2 separate regions of the Homo sapiens genome follow, and region 2 is linked to region 1. Evidence: chromatin contacts called from ENCODE Hi-C or POLR2A ChIA-PET data. All regions are on one chromosome and are shown on one strand. Each heading gives the region's core, a stretch centred on a gene start or an enhancer-like site at or near the end of the contact. The rest is flanking DNA. Distances are from core to core; before and after follow the strand shown. Region 1 overlaps ZBTB46 (zinc finger and BTB domain containing 46). Region 2 overlaps ZBTB46 (zinc finger and BTB domain containing 46).

What was found. A loop is a pair of places that touch in the nucleus more often than their neighbours do. ChIA-PET counts read pairs that join two places held with the same protein, here RNA polymerase II (POLR2A). Pooled maps may share reads with other maps.
Region 2: a map of CD8-positive, alpha-beta T cell shows a loop between it and region 1 (5-fold over the local background). The contact joins two enhancer-like sites. A Hi-C loop is called at or near these places in 5 of 168 maps with a recorded cell type or tissue (CD4-positive, alpha-beta T cell, CD8-positive, alpha-beta T cell, HepG2 and 1 more), 2 of 37 single-sample maps with no recorded cell type and 8 of 50 pooled maps. POLR2A ChIA-PET finds 5 or more read pairs at or near these places in 13 of 52 experiments (AG04450, CD4-positive, alpha-beta T cell, CD4-positive, alpha-beta memory T cell and 8 more).

The regions. Positions count from the first base shown.
Region 1 is chr20:63,784,297-63,788,912 of GRCh38, forward strand. All of the region lies in intron 2 of ZBTB46 (zinc finger and BTB domain containing 46), which reads right to left. Among named protein-coding and RNA genes, the nearest start is that of ZBTB46-AS1, 21 kb to the right of the region's middle. Within about 2 kb of position 2,120, at least 8 of the 41 ENCODE cell types and tissues checked have a DNase peak (open chromatin) inside an H3K27ac peak, as active enhancers do.
Region 2 is chr20:63,748,154-63,753,074 of GRCh38, forward strand. It overlaps ZBTB46 (zinc finger and BTB domain containing 46), which reads right to left. Exons shown (of 5, transcript NM_001369741.1): 4 at 4,533-4,708. Among named protein-coding and RNA genes, the nearest start is that of ZBTB46-AS2, 6.8 kb to the left of the region's middle. RefSeq lists enhancers at 3,638-4,588, 4,589-4,921. Within about 2 kb of position 3,403, at least 4 of the 41 ENCODE cell types and tissues checked have a DNase peak (open chromatin) inside an H3K27ac peak, as active enhancers do.

The sequences.
Region 1 (4,616 bases), core at 870-3,369:
ACCCTCACTCCCCTCCCGGAGCAGACAGGAGGCTTGCAGGCAGTGCTAGGCACCCGAGAGGCCATTGTCCCCCATCTGGAGCTCCCGCAGTTCTGATGTACGCTTAAAAATCCCAACATGTCAAGCTCCCACCTCACCAGGGTTCAAGTACACACTTCACAGAACACACAGATCCTCCTGTAGCAGCACCGCTTAGGCATGTGTGGGGCCATTTAGTTGGGGCACCTGGGCTGTTTCTTTACCATCTTCTCATGCAGTAGCTACACATCCACTTTGTCAAGGCCTCACCAGTCACCTCTCAGGTCCTTACTGTGCTCCCTCCGCAGATGAGAAGGAGACGCCAGGGCCTGGGGAGGCACGGGCCTGCCTGCCTGCCCCATAGCTGCAAACATGAATCTGAACATTTTAATGCTATTTCCCACAAGCTCTCATAGAAGTGAACTGCTGTAACTCAGAAATAAATTTCAAGGGATACTGTTTCTTGGAAGCTGCTCAGTTAGAATGAATTTGGCCTCCCTGCCTAGAAAATCACTCTTAAAAGCAAACAGGCCTCAGGGTCACCAGGGGCCGGGATGATGCACAGAGGGGTTGGGGCATCGGCGTCGAATGATCCACGGTGACCACTTGACATGTGTCCTTAGAAAAGAGACTTTGTGGCCGGGCGTGGTGGCTCACGCCTGTCATCCCAGCACTTTGGGAGGCCGAGGCAGGCGGATCACGAGGTCAAGAGATCGAGACCGTCCTGGCCAACATGGTGAAACCCCGTCTCTACTAAAAATACAAAAATTAGCCGGGCGTGGTGGTGGGCACCTGTAGTCCCAGCTACTCGGGAGGCTGAGGCAGGAGAATGATGTGAACCTGGGAGGTGGAGGTTGCGGTGAGCTGAGATTGCACCACTGCACTCCAGCCCGGCAACAGAGCGAGACTCAAAAAAAAAAAAAAAGAAAAGAAAAGAAAAAGAAAGAAGGAAAAGGGACTTTGTGGCCCGGCACACTGGCTCACGCCTGTAATCCCAGCACTTTGGGAGGCTGAGGCGGGCGGACCGCTTGAGGTCAGGAGTTCGAGACAAGCCTGGCCAATATGGTGAAACCCCGTCTCTACTAAAAATACAGAAATTAGCCGGGCGTGGTCACGGGAGCCTGTAATCCCAGCTACTCGGAGGCTGAGGCAGGAGAATCACTTGAACCCAGGAAGCGGAGGCTGCAGTGAGTCGAGATCACACCACCGCACTCCAGCCTGGGTGACAGTGACGCTCTGTCTCAAAAATAAAAAAAATTTAAAAAAGGGCCTTTGCTTCTATAAATGGGATGAAAATTAAAAATCCTCTTCTCTAAGATAGAATAAATCTTTAATGGAAACAAACTGACCTCCATGGGATCATGATCTACTTCCAAACCCCAAGCTTCCAAATCCCAGCCTGAGGGCTCAGACGGAGGACGCAGCTCAGGGAGTCACTGGCCGCCACAGCGTGGGCAGAACCATCCTCCATCCTCACACAGCTCACAGCCTTGTGTCCTCATCTTAGCAACTCGGAATAATCTAATGGAAGAGTTTCACAGTTGCCTTGGAAACCCAAGGGATTTAAGACTCTAACAAAAGTACACAGCCAAAATCACTTGTTGGATTCTAAAAACACCTTCTGCTCGACAACTGCATTTAAAGCATTCAGCCCACAGGCTTAAGGAGTGCACTATTTCTCAGTGCCTGCATCGACTCTCATAATACAAAGGCCTCCAGCACGGGCACCTGCCAGCGAGTTACGTGCACGCACAGGGAGGTGGCCTGGGACCACTGGGAGGGGCCTCGCTGTGCTGACAACGGACCCTGCAGCGCATCTGTAAACATCAGAATAAACCCCCCAAAGCCGTGTCTCTTGCCAGGGACCACTGCTTCTCAGATTTTAGTTGGAGCTAGTGGAAGATTATAAACAGTTACAAGCAGATGGAAAGGCCACTGGCCCTGACCTGCTGCCTGTACACTCTCCACACGCACAGCAGCACATAGAGAAACGATTTTCCCAACTGCTAATGTCTGGAGACATTTTTGGTTGTACCAACGGGGGATCCAAAGGCAGGTGCTCCTGGCATCTGTGGGTGGAGGCCACGGCTGCTGCTAACATCCTGCAGTACCCAGGACAGCCTCACGATGGAGCACAACTCAGCCCGAGGCTGAGTTAAACCAACTGCTGTTTTTTGTTTGTTTTGAGGTTTTTTGATTTGTTTTGTTTTGTTTTGAGACAGGGTCTCAACCCTGTCTCCAGGCTGGAGTGCAGTGGCGCGATCTCAGCTCACCGCAACCTCCGCCTCCCTGGTTCAAGAGATTCTCCTGCCTCAGCTTCCTGAGCAGCTGGGACTACAGGCGCGCACCACCACGCCCAGCTAACTTTTGTATATTTAGTAGAGACGGGGTTTCACCATGTTGGCCACGATGGTCTCGATCTCCTGACCTTGTGATCCGCCCGCCTTGGCCTCCCAAAGTGCTGGAATTACAGGCGTGAGCCACCCCGCCCGGCCTCGGATAACTTTTGTATTAGAAATGGGATTTCACTACTTTGCCCAGGATAGTCCCAAACTCCTGGCCTCAAGGGATCCTCATGCCTCGGCCTCCCAAATTGCCTCCAAAAGGGATTTTGGGCCTGAGCGACTGCACGTGGTCACCAACTTTTACTGAACATCCAGGGTCTGGCCGTAGCTCAGTGCAGGACGCACAGCAACAACAGATGAGAATGAATAAAATCTACATTGTGTCAAAGTAGAACAGCATTTACCCGCAGGTGGGGTAGAGGCAAGAGGAAGGTACTGTATGACGGATACAGTTTCCCTTTGGGATGATGGAAAAGTTGTGATCGCAGAACTTCATGCGCCACAGAAGGGCATTTTGGTCAGGGATGGACCACAGATAACCACTGTGGTCCCGTAGATTAGAACGCAGCCGGGAAATTCCTGTCACCTGGTGGCGTGACAGGAATAGCCATCGCCATCCTAGCCATCGCCATCCTAGCCATCGCCACATCCTAGCACAACTTTAAAAAATCAGTTTAGTGTAGGCCACGCCAAGTGTTTATAAAGTCTGCAGCAGTGCACAGTTCTGTCCTCAGCCTTCATGTTCCCTCAGCACTCGCTCACCCAGGGCAACCTGCAGTGCAGCAAGCTCTGTGCATGGCAGGGGCCCTACCCAGGCATGCCGTTATCTTGTATACCCTATTTTTACAGCACCCTTTCTATGTTTAGACACACAAACACTTCCCATGGTGCCACAGCTGCCTGCAGTGCTCAGCACCGTAACTAACACTGGCAGGTTTGTGCTGGGCCTATAACCGGCTGCACTTTCTAGTTTTGTGACGGGCGCTCCATGACGCTCCCAGAGCAACAGAATCGCCTAGCGATGCGTTTCTTGGAACCTATCCCTGTCATCAAGCAACGCGTGACTTTAATGCCAGTGAAATGTACATTTGAAAATGGTTAAAATGGTAAGGTTTACATTATGTATGTTCTACCACAATGATAAAAGTTAACGTATTATCGAGCTGTGTTCACTCCCGGCTCTCGCAGATCTCTCAGCGACGGAGAGGAGGGACCAGGGTCAGGAGAAGAGGCCACACCCGCCCTGCCCAGGAAGCCCTCCAGCCAGGGGGGCAGGCAGCGTCTCCCACTGCGCCACCCACACACGGCATCTGCGACATTTTTCAGGGCCTCCCACCCTGCGGCTTGCTGTCTTTCGTCCTCCTCTGTCCACTCACGCCCTCCCACGTTCATTTCCAGGCTTCATCCTGGAGGAACCTCCCCACGGGCAGCACCTGCTAGGACACCTCCATTTCTTCTTTCCTTTAATTAAGAGACAGGGTCTGGCTCTGTCGTCCAGGCTGGAGGGCAGCAGTGCAATCACGGCTCACTGCAGCCTGGACATCTTGGGCTCAAGCCATCCTCCCGCCTCAGCCTCCCAAGTAGCTGAAGTACAGGCACAGGCAACACCACACCCAACTCCAAATATCCTTCCTTGACTTGGGCCACAGCCTGGGGAAAAGAGCAGAGGCCAAATCCCCACAATTATTATTAATATCACATGCCCAGCACCATGAATGGTGGCCAGTATTCAGCAAACATTTAATTTATTATTTACAAATATGGAAGACACATAAGGGACAACCATTCAGGTGGTGACGTCCAGCTTCAACAGAGCTAAGCTCAGAGCCCCTTTGCAGTGAGTAATAGGCAGGACCCAAGGGGAGACCCTGTATCATGAGGTGTAAGAAAAAACATCAGCCAGGCGCGGTGGCTCACACCTGGAATCCCAGCACTTTGGGAGGCTGAGGTGGGTGGATCACCTGAAGTCAGGAGTTCGAGACCATCCTGGCCAACATGGTGAAACCCTGTCTCTACTGAAAATACACAAATTATCTGGGCGTGGTGGCACGTGCCTGTAATCCCCAGCTAATCGGAGGCTGTGGCAGGAGAATCACTTGAATCCGGGAGACAGAGGTTGCAGTGAGCCGAGATCACGTCACTGCACTCCAGCCTGGGCAACACGGTGAGACTGTCTCTTTTTTTTTTTTTTTTGAGATGGAGTTTCGCTCTTGTTGCCCAGGTTGGAGTGCAATGGCGCGATCTCGGCTCACC
Region 2 (4,921 bases), core at 2,153-4,652, 35 kb before region 1:
CGACTGAGACATGCAAGAAGAGAGATGAGCACTTATGGTCAGAGGAGGAGGTGTGGCTGCCAGGGAGGGCAGTCGTGCTGTGCCCTGTGCTGGGCCCGGCAGGGAGATGGGGCAGCACCCTGAAGAGGGCCCATGTGGCAGGACGCGAGGTGCTGGGTTCCTGGAGGGTCTCAGCACTGGCCTCAAGGCCTGAGGGAACTACCACACACTGCTGGGGACATGTGGCCCCAGGTGGGCTTCCGCTGAGGGTGGGTGTGGACACCTGTGCTGTGCAGAACCAGACCTCAGACATGGCCAGGGATGGGGAGAGGTGGCCCTTGTACCCACTCACGGGCACCCTCGGCCACGCCAGCTAGAGGAGGCCTTGGGGGGCTGGCCCTGATCCCTCACAGCACAGCCCCTGTCTCTGCCCTCCAAGGACCGAGAGGGCAGGACCCACAGAGGACCCCAATAGCAACCCCTGGCCCCTGGCCAAGTCCACACGAGGGGCTTCTCTGAGGTGGGCTGGCCTCAGGTCAGTCCTCCAGGCTGAACCCGGCAATGACCCCAGGCTCCCCTCGGCTCCTCCCTCCATCCACAGGGCTGTCTCCCGGGGCCTGCAGCACCTCTGAGGCTGCACGGAGAACTGAGGCTGGGATGTGCTTGTGAGTTTAGCTCTTCCTTAAACCATTCCAAACTCACCAGTTTTCTCCCATGAGCAAGTACATACATAATCAATGTGTGTCATGGCGGAAGACGGTCCTGCTACACTTGCAAAGACCTCTGACGGGCAGGCACCACAGCTACCACCTCCCCATCCTGGGGCTGGACCCGGGCCCTTACGTACTTCCTGCCTCAGTGTTCCGAATCCACAGGCCGACAGGCCACCCAGCACGGCCCGACCTCCCCTTCTAGACCCGCTTCCTTGAGGGCAGAGGTGCCTGTAACTTCTTCCACAAAGCCGGGAACCATAAAGACCTCACTTCTCAAATGTCTGCTTCCAGAGCAACTGTGTGAGCTCTAAGCCTGGACCGGGATGGGCGCTGTCCAGGGATGTGAGACCTTCAGGGGCAGCTGGTGGCTTTCAGGGCCAGGGCAGCACCACACAGCACACCTCAGATGCCCAAACACGCTAACCCTAGAAACAGAGCCTCAGACAACTTGGTGCCAGAACTGCTCCTTTGGGCTTTTGTTTTGCTGTATTTTATTTATTTATTTTTTTGAAACAGAGTCTCGCTCTGTCACCCAGGCTGGAGTGTAGTGTTGCCATCTCGGCTCACTGCCAGCTCCGCCTCCCGGGTTCATACCATTCTCCTGCCTCAGCCTCCCAAGTAGCTGGGACTACAGGCACCCGCCACCACGCCCAGCTAATTTTTTGTATTTTTAGTAGAGACGGGGTTTCACCGTGTTAGCCAGGATGGTCTCGATCTCCTGACCTCGTGATCTGCCCGCCTTGGCCTCCCAAAGTGCTGGGATTACAGGCGTCAGCCACCGCGCCCAGCCTGTTTTGCTGTATTTTAAACCAAGGACTTCCAGAACAAAAATTCAAGACAAGCCACAGTAGAAACTTCCCAGCACAGTAACCTGGTGCACACAGGCCCAGGAAGGGTTGGAGCGGGGCTAGTGAAAAACACTGAGGCCCCTTGAGGCCTAGGCTCCCATGTGTGCAGGGGCCAGGGCACCTGAGGAGGCAGCAGGGGCAGCTTGGGGTGGCACAGGGACCATGTGGCCAGGGCTGGATGGCTGGGAACTCATGCAAATGGGCAAATGCCCTGGAAGGAAGCAAGAAGGAAGACGGGACACCTTGGCAGCCCGCCCAGGCTCTGGGGCACTGTGGCTGCAAGAGCACGGCTGGCCCACCCTCCAAATGTGGCCCTGCCAAGGCATGGGGGGCCCTGCCCCAGCCACTGGTGCTCTTCCTGGAGCGGGTGGAGGGGCCACCCAGGCCAGGGAAGGGCTGACAGTGCTCGTAAGTGCCATCGTGAAAGTGGAGGCTGGACCGGCTAGAGCTGCTGTCTCACACTCGGGTCTCCACGCTCTCAGGTCCAGGACCCCAGAGAAGGCCACACACAGAGCCTCTCCTCAGAAAAAGTCAAGCCCCATATGCTTGCTTGTGTTTGTTGTTCTTTAGAGACAGGGTCTCACTCTGTTGCCCAGGCTGGAGTGCAGTGGTGCAATCACAGCTCACTGCAGCCTGGACCTCACTGGGCTCAGGTGATCGTCCTGCCTCAGCCTCTCAAGTAGCTGGGACCACACTTGGCTAACTTTTTTTTTTTTTTAATTTTTTGTAGAGACAGAGTCTCGCAATTTTGCCCAGGCTGGTCTCAAACTCCTGGCCTCAAGCTATTCTCCTGCCCCAGCCTCCCGAAGTGCTAGGATTACAGGCATGTGCCACCACACTTGGCTTTCCATATGTTATAAGTACATTTTCCAGGGAATTATGACCCCCTGAAGCCCAATCATGAACCCCAGGACAAAAATCCCAGCCCTGGTCGGACACAGTGGCTCACACCTGTAATCCCAGCACTTTGGGAAGCAGAGGCAAGTGGCTCACTTGAGGCCAGGAGTTCGGGACTAGCCTGGGCAACACAGCGAAATCCCATCACCACAAAACGCAAAAATTAGCTGAGCATGTTGGTGCACACCTGTAGTCCCAGCTACTTGGGAGGCTGAGGTGGGAGGATCGCTTGAGCCCGGGAGGTCAAAGTTGTAGTGAGCTGTGTCACGCCACTGCACTCCAGCCTGGGTAACACAGTGAAACCCTGTCTCAAAAAAAAAACAAAAAAACAAACCCTAACCCTATCCAACGAGAAGGAACAGGCAGCCACACTGAACCTCAAACAGGATCAAAACGTTTACTGAGAGGTTAATACGGATTTGCTGAAGAAAGACGTTGCAATCCATGTTGTTAAAACGTGTTAGCACCTATCAGTTTAAAAAACAAGATGCGATTTTCTCTGAATAGGAAACATGTCGGCCTGGTGCAGCTACCCCTCCCCCCGCCCCCGCGGCTTTTTATAAGTGGTTTGTAAGATCAGCCCTGTGGCCTGTGTGAACAGAAGCACATCCTCCGCTACGGAAAACAAGGCTGGGGCCCCGGCGGCTCCGCGTGGATGTGGGTCTGCTTCTGGCCTTGCAGACCTGCCATCTCGTGGTCCAGGGGCCCCCTCCCAGGACTGTTCCTTCTCTACTGTCCTCCACCTCGCAAAGGCAAATGTGGGGGCATCAGGGAAGGCCAGAGCCCAGCACTAAGCCCCGCTCCATATCCACTCCAGCACACATCCCAGGCGGCATCCGAGGGCCTGGAGTGGCCCTTCGCCCACAGCCGGCCAGGCAAACACGGGGAGGCCAGGGCCCTGCACCCCTCTAGCTCTGCAGCTTGACCTCAGGGAGCTCCCACAGGGGTCGTTACCCCAAATGGGTATCCACCACTGCACTGGAAAAGCAGCAACCAACAGAACCTGACCTCTGGCGCTCGGTTCCGCCCCCCAGTGGGTCTCCCCATAAAGCCCCGCCCCCCGGTGGGTCTCCCCATGAAGCCCCGCCCCCCGGTGGGTCTCCCCATAAAGCCCCGCCCCCCGGTGGGTCGCACCATGAAGCCCCGCCCCCCGGTGGGTCTCCCATGAAGCCCCGCCCCCCGGTGGGTCTCCCCATGAAGCCCCGCCCCCGGTGGGTCTCCCCATGAAGCCCCGCCCCCCGGTGGGTCTCCCATGAAGCCCCGCCCCCCGGTGGGTCTCCCGGTGGAGCTCGGCTCCTGCAGGTCCGCTCCGGAACCTGCTGACTCTCCTGCGATTCCTAAACTGGCAGCGATGCTCCAGAGCCTCTTCCGCCCCGACAGCAGCCCCACCTCTGCCCGGAGCCCGGGGCGCCTCCACTGCCTCTCCTCACACAGCTGCCCGCCGCGAGCTCCCCCTGCACCCTGCGCCTCGGGGTGGGCGTTCCAGGACTCCCCGAACCCTTGGGGCCGCCCCGCTCTGGGCTGCCTGTGCCCCACCCGCCTCACTGGTTGATCTCACCCACTTGAGATGCCCTCGCCAGGCCTTTTTTGGCAAATCTGCCTCCCTGTTCCCAGGCTGCCTTTTTCTATTATTTCCTCCCCAAGCAAATCCATCCACTCCACACCTGCTACCTGACAACGACCTGCCAGTGCTGAGCTCCAGGGTGGGCGCGGTGGGTGCAGACAGGTCGGCAGGCACAAGGACAGGGTTCTCCCTCCCGAGGCAGGGCGGGGGCGGGGGGGCGCAGAGGTGGCTGAGGGTTGGGGGCTCCAAGCAGAGCGAGCTGAGTTTGCCGAGGCCTGGCTGCCTTGGCGGCCAGCAGGTGAGCAGGGTGGGCCGAAGCCTCTGCAGGGGCCATGTGGCCCAGCCACACCCAGGAGGCCGGGGCAGAGCAGACAGGGGCCCGGGGCGGATCTCCCTGCCCTGCTGTCGTCCCCCCTGTGCAGAGTGGACCCGGTGTGGGGTCCGGGGCGGTCTGCGCCCTCATCAGGACCCGCCTGCCCGGACATCGTGGCCACGCGCAGCGCGCGGCACGCGGACCCTCCCCGCACTCACCAGCGTGTGGCGCTTCATGTGCTCGCGCCGCGTGAACTTCTTCCCGCAGATCTCGCAGGGGTAGGGCCGCTCTCCCGTGTGCGAGCGCATGTGTCGCTTGAGGATGCACTGGTGCATGGCCGAGAAGCTGCAGTACGGACACTTGAACTTCTTCCTGATCACCGTGAACTCATTCACTGAAAGAGAGGGACCCGCGAGGCGTCAGCAGGGCTTGGGATGTACCGCCCTGCGGCCCACAGACCACGGCTGCACGCCGCAGCCCAGCAGCCAGGACGGGCTGTCTCCCACGGCCACCCACTGGGGGCTGGTCAGCACTGCGACAGGCCAGGCTCCCCCACCATCTGCATAAATTGTCCCACCCACTGTCTGGCAGGGGCGGTGCCAGCAAG